Regions from separate parts of the Mus musculus genome. Here region 2 is linked to region 1. A link is a contact called in ENCODE Hi-C data. All regions are on one chromosome and are shown on one strand. Each heading gives the region's core, a stretch centred on a gene start or an enhancer-like site at or near the end of the contact. The rest is flanking DNA. Distances are from core to core; before and after follow the strand shown.

Region 1 (3,138 bases), core at 266-2,765:
GTGTTTCCTAATGAGATGAGGCTCCAGGTACCTGATGCCGGTCTCAGAACATCTGCTTCTCAGAACACACAAGTGCCAGGCATTGGACCAGATGCTAGAGTCAAGCTATCAGAACCACAGTGCAAGAACTGCAGTAGCTCAAAGGGCAGCCTCAAACCCTGCAATATCAGCATCTCCTTAGAGGGTATTAGAAACAACTCTTAAGACTCAGAAAACCTGCTGGGCGTGGTGGCACATGCCTTTAATCCCAGTACTAGGGAGACAGAGGTAGGTGGATTTCTGAGTTCGAGGTCAGCCTGGTCTACAAAGTGAGTTCCAGGACAGCCAGGGCTATACAGAGAAACCCTGTCTCGAAAAAACAAACAAACAAACAAACAAACAAAAATATGAGTACAGACTTAGGGCTGGGATTGCTTGCGTAGCATGCACAAAGCCCCCAGTTTGATTCCCAGCAGCGTATGAACCAGATGGAGCAGCATATGCCTAGAATCCTAGCACTCAGGAGATGGAAGCAGGAAGCCCGGGTGTCCAAGCTACACAATGAATTTTAGGTCAGTCTAGGCTAGACACTGCCTTAAAAACACACACACACACACACACACACACACACACACACACACACAGAGAAAAAGACAAGCAGACATTTCCTGAGAAATTATTTTCAAAACATACGGGGAAAAATGAGAAAAACATCTACAGGGATAGAACTGTGACACAGAATTGCAAGGCTCAAAACTGGGAAGGTGGGATAGCCTCGGGAACCTACAGGCGTTTTAGTAGATGTACTTGTTTACTATTCTCGCTGTCTGGGTTAAACCCAAGGACTCATCAATGTTAGGAAGTGCTCCCACCCCAGGCCCTCTTTACTTTTTGTTCTGAGACAGGCTCTCACTGAGTTGCCTTACGTTGGCCTTAAACTCACTTCGTAGCTCAGTCAGGCTTTGAACTTTGCCATCCTCCTGCCTCAGACTCCTAGTATTGGGATGGAAGATGTGTACCTCCAGGCCCGGCTGGAACCTACATCTTAGAAAGCGGGGATAGGTGTTGCTGTCATCCAAGAGGATGGGTGGGGAGTCACTTGACAGGGGCTGGGCCAGGAAGGAGGGCTAGAGCCTGGAGGTGGGACCGCCCCGCCCCGCCCCGCCCCGGGGAGGACCTGCAGAGCCGGTCCCGCCCACGTTACCTGGGAGGAGGCAGGGCCGGCCGCGTGGTACGCGCTCCAGGCCGCGCACAGAGAAGGCTCCGCTCGAGTCGCGCAGCCGGGCCTGGCCGCCTTCCGCCGCCAGCACGGTACCCTGCATCCACACGGCCACCAGCTCCAGCGGAGCGCGGCCCACCGCCGCCCGCGACAGCCGCCACGCGCCCGGGCCACCCTCTGCGTGCCGCCGCAGCTGTCCTGCCAGTACCTTGAGTGGCGGCAAGCGCGGCAGCCGCACGGCCCCGGGGCCACCGGAGGACAGCGACTCGGACGCCGCAGCCGCCATGCTGCGCCACCACCGCTTTCCCGCCAACTCTGACGGACGGCGGGGGTTTGGCGAGCGGCAGCCAATCAAGAGCGCGCCTGCCCGAGGCAGCCAATGGATGGGGGCGGGACAGCCGCGTAACCGCCAGAAGCTGAAAGATTCAACTGAATTAAATAGAAAATAGATACGCTAACAAATGCAGGGAGATACGGAATTTCCTCTCCTAAGGAAGAGCAACGATTTAAGCCATATGTCTCCGTTCCAGTTTACTAAAAAATAAGACGCACTCAACAGTAGTTGTAGATGATCGATTAATTTTAAGAGCCGAAATAAAATGTGCACCCTTAGCAAAACATTACCACACGAAAAGCCGAGATGCAAGTAGATCCCTTGGACCTTTTTGATACGAAATCACATCTACACACAGGAGAGAGAGTTCCAGAGGAATAGTTTAAGCATGGCCCCAAACACAAATTTATGAATGGATTGGTTGTACTCTTTTAATACCTCAGAGATGACGCTGAATATGCGCTGCGCTGGTAACTTTGGTTAAGATATCAAGCATCTTTAGAAATTGGTCTTGTGCCCAGACTACACACACACACACACACACACACACACACACACACACAGTATTCCTGAAATTATAAGAGTTTTATCAGGGGAAATCTTTAAAAAGAAAATAAATACACTTATTTGAATTTAACGATTAAAAAAGTATCAAAACAAATTTTGGTGGTTCACACCTATTTAACTCTAGCACTCACCAGGGCTGGAAGATGAGTTCAAGGTCATCTTTAGCCACAGAGTGAATTGGAGTCCAACCTGGTATACAAGAGCCCTTCCTGGAAACACCATAACAAGTAAATTAAACAATTTCCTCTTTCAGTTCGGGATATTGCTCTATAGGAGAGTGTTTACCTAGCAAGAATGCTCACCAGGCAAAATCACTTGCCACCAAATCTGATATCAGATCAGAGTTCCATTCCCAAAACCCATGTGAGAATTAACTCCCATAAATTGTTCTCTGACTTCCACAAGTGCGCTGCGGCACACGTGCATCCTGGTAAGTTATTCTCTGCTGGTGAAATGAGTCAATTCAAGCCAAATCGAAGTACGCAAAGGCAGGCTTATGGGGAAGCCGCTCTTGGGTCGGTTCTCTGGTCCCAAGGAAGGAGGCCAGGGAAGTCGACATGGGGAGGAAGACAGAGGGGAGGGGGTAGAGAAAGAGTGTGCATGTGCTGGGAGAGAGAGAGAGAGAGAATGCAGAGAGGGAGAGAGAGAGAATGCAGAGAGGGAGAGAGAGAGAATGCAGAGAGGGAGAGAGAGAGAATGCAGAGAGGGAGAGAGAGACAGGTGGGTATACAAGGTGCAAGGTAGGAACTAAGGGATGCTGGAAGGATGGGAGAACCTGGAGATGAAGTCCACTTTGGTTTGTAAAAAATGCACCTCAGCTGTTTGTCCCAAGTCTGAATCCTAACTCTTCCCACTACACACACACAGTAAATAAATGCAAAATATCTTTAAAAACACAAACAAACAAACAAAACTTGCCACCTTTGAGTGACTAATTTATCACTAAGTCTTCTTCTTCTTTTTTTTTCCTTCTCCGAGACAGGGTTTCTCTGTGTAGCCCTGGCTGTCCTGGAACTCACTCTGTAGACCAGGCTGGCCT
Region 2 (3,138 bases), core at 316-2,815, about 47 Mb before region 1:
AGCCACCCTCCGGACGCCACTCACCTCTTCTCATCTCACACAGGAAAAAATGTAATAACATCTCTACCTACCTACAGTTATATTAAAATAAAATAGTGAGTAGGGAAGAAATTTTAAGCTCAGAACACCTGCCATGGTTTTCATTCCAAAACTCCCTTCATAAATGTCCACATTGTACCACATTACCAGACTCTGCCCTAGCAAAAAGGATTAAAATAAAATAAAATAAAATAAAATAAAATAGTTTCTATCTATGGAGACATAGTTTACCGAGATGAGATAGACATATGAACCACTTCCTTAAATACAGTGGACTGTGTGAAGAGCACAAAGGTAGAACCCTCCCAGGATGCCAGCCGTAGGATGTTGAGGTAGGGAAATCTGAAGCCTTGGTGTTATGAAGACCATCCATGTTCAGACTGAGGTTCGCCCCAACAGAAAGGGAACTAGGCAGGAAAACACCGTGACTCGGTGGCCAAAGTCCTTCTTACAGAAGGAATAGAGGTAAATGGGTGTCAGGGTTGAGGACTCATCAAGGAACACGGACACATGGCTCAACCCTTGAGAGATGAGACGTGGTGACCTATTTATTCACGGAAAGGAAGGTTCTGGAGGCAAGGGAAGTGCAGCTTTGGAAGAATGCTGTCAACTCAGGATTGAAGGAGGGCTCCATGGCCCCGGGGCGGGGAGACTCTTTAAGAGATTGAAAGGTTGTATGTCCTTGGTGGGTGGGCAGTTGACAGCAAATGGAACAGGAGATGTGCTATGTCTAAGACGGGTAAACATTCGAGGGACCGATTATAGCAGTGTGGCTCATGTTAGATATTTAATCAACAGAGTCCATGGAGTAATTACTGTCATGTGGACTTTATAGGATGGAAGGCCAAAGAGAAACCATTATTTCAGGAGGTTCATTTTAAATCACTGACCCCAGATCAGCCTAGCAGCAGAGCTGTGCGTTTGCGGTATACTGTGTGCTTTCAGAGAGATTGGAGAGCGAGCGCTCAGAGGAAAGGTAGAGAGACCAGGAAGAATGGGAACAATAACAGGTAGATAGCAATGGGAGTACTGTAGACAGGACTGTTGGCCTAAGTGTGGTTGAGAATGCTGTAAAAACCCAGATTGTTGATCTGTGGTGGAGGCCAAGGTCTGTCAAGGTTAGTAATTGCTCTGTTGTAGGCACGAGTGTAGCCTCTGGGGAGAGGGCATTCCGATGCCAGCCAGAGAGAATTCTCCCAGTTAGCAGAGAGATCAGCTTTCCCTGGCCCTTCATTCCTGGCAGAGTGGTCAGCTGAGGCTCACTTACATCCATGCCTGTTAGTCCAGTACATGGAGAGCAGAGAAAGAAGTGTGGATGGTGTGGGCATCCAACCCGAATGTGGTGCGAGACAGCACGGGGTAGACAGTGCCTAGAAGACATGGCTGTATGACATGCACGCACATGTACCGGCCTTTCCTGCTCATGGCTTGCAATCTGAGGTGCTTGTCTTGGGGAGACTGGAAACTGTTTCCTACTTCCTGGCCAGCCAGCCACGGTGCCCTGCTTCCCTTCAGGGTCATCATCAGTATTCCAGCTGGAGAGCACCTCCCACTGTCTGGTAGCAAGTAGCCAGCTAAGGTACAGGCAGGACCAGAGCTCCCTGGAAGGAAGCTTTGCTATTTGAGAAGAGATGTTCTGCTGTTTCAGCAAGATAAAAGTGGCCTAGGTCCAGGGTAGCAGGCTAAAAGAAGTAAAGGGTGGACAGCTGAAAGAGAGGTTCATTTTCACAGCCTCCTCCTATTGGCACCAGTGATTGTAGAGGAAATAAATACATCCTTCCAAATAATGTGTGCTGTCTTGACCCGTTCTATCACAGGAGGCCTGCAGCGGTGGGTGGATAGACAGATGCTCTCAGAAACAACCTAATAAGCAGAGAAGAGTGACAGTGGTATGCCTTTATTTGCAGCTGAGTGTGGGGTCATATGCTTGTAATCCCAAGTCATGAAACTGGACCAGGACAGAAGTGAGTTCAAAGCCAGCGGGAGCTACATTTTAAGATCTCCTCAAGAAGGGAGGGAGGGAGCCAATCCTTCATTTGCATAAAGTGCTCATGGAAGAAATCTGTGTGTGAGAGAGAGGGACAGAGAGAATAGAGGGAGTATGAAGAGAGAGTGGAGAGACAGGGAGAACTACTACTGATTATTGAACTTGGGGTCTTTCATGTGTTATGTAAACATTCTCCCACTTAGGTCTGCCCCCGACACTTTATACTATATTTTGAGACAAAGTCCCACTGTTACTCCAGCAGAGTTCAGACTTTCAATCCCCTGCCTCCAGAACTGTCTGGGGTTGCAGGGCTGTGCTCCCAGGCCTAGCATCTGTCTCCCTCAAATCGACCCAGAATTTTTCCATACTTCTCCTGTGACCTGGTTAATATTCCATAGTATTTTATCATTTTAATGAGAAATAATTGCGCATCTTGGTTTGCATTCTGTCACTACTCAATACTTGTGTGAACATCCTCTCCTGTGAACAGATTCTCCTCCATTCTTTGGCTTTTTTCATAGCTACTAAAGATAGCAATTTGCAAATTCAGTTTTCTCCTTTGGGGAGTATCACAGACTATTACCTTTAAGTATATTGTTATTTTATTACATCTATGTGGGGCAAGGGGGTAATGAATGGATACACAGCACAGTGATTATGTGACTGTCAGAAGACAACTCTTGGGAACTGGTTCTCTCCTTCCACCATGTGTGTCCCAGGGATCAAACTCAAGTCATCAGGTTTGGTGACAGGAGTCATTACCTTAGCCATTTTCCTGGCCTCTAGAGTATATTATATTTAAGTGCTTAGCAATGTTTCAAGTGTGTGTGTGGGGGGGGGGGTGAGGATTCTTCCGTTTGGGAGATAGTGCTAAGTCTTCTTATGAAAAATACTCGGTCCACCTCCTGCCAAGCTCTGCCATGGCGGAGCCAGTTGGCAAGAGCAGTTCAGAGGACAAAGCAGTGTCATACCCTCTGTCCCAACCTACGGGACAAAGCAATGTCATACCCTCTGTCCCAGCCTACAGGACTAAGCAGTGTCATACCCTCTGTCCCAGCCTACAGATGCGAGTGGAGGAAGGGACAGTATAGTGGATGCTTAGTGCTGTCTAA

Evidence for each region. Hi-C counts contacts between places; a loop is a spot of excess contacts on that map.
Region 2: a loop to region 1 is called in a map of T-helper 2 cell, with 263 times the contacts of the local background. The contact joins the enhancer-like site here to the promoter of Rmi2 in region 1. A Hi-C loop is called at or near these places in 3 of 37 maps with a recorded cell type or tissue (T-helper 1 cell, T-helper 17 cell and T-helper 2 cell).

Annotation. Positions count from the first base shown.
Region 1 is chr16:10,833,436-10,836,573 of GRCm38, reverse strand. It overlaps Rmi2 (RecQ mediated genome instability 2), which reads right to left and starts at 1,515. Exons shown (of 2, transcript NM_001162932.1): 1 at 1,184-1,515. The coding sequence starts at 1,484. It also overlaps the pseudogene Gm17913.
Region 2 is chr16:57,368,443-57,371,580 of GRCm38, reverse strand. The region is part of intron 1 of Cmss1 (cms small ribosomal subunit 1); the gene reads left to right. All of the region lies in intron 1 of Filip1l (filamin A interacting protein 1-like), which reads right to left. Among named protein-coding and RNA genes, the nearest start is that of Filip1l, 17 kb to the right of the region's middle. Within about 2 kb of position 1,565, at least 1 of the 3 ENCODE cell types and tissues checked has a DNase peak (open chromatin) inside an H3K27ac peak, as active enhancers do.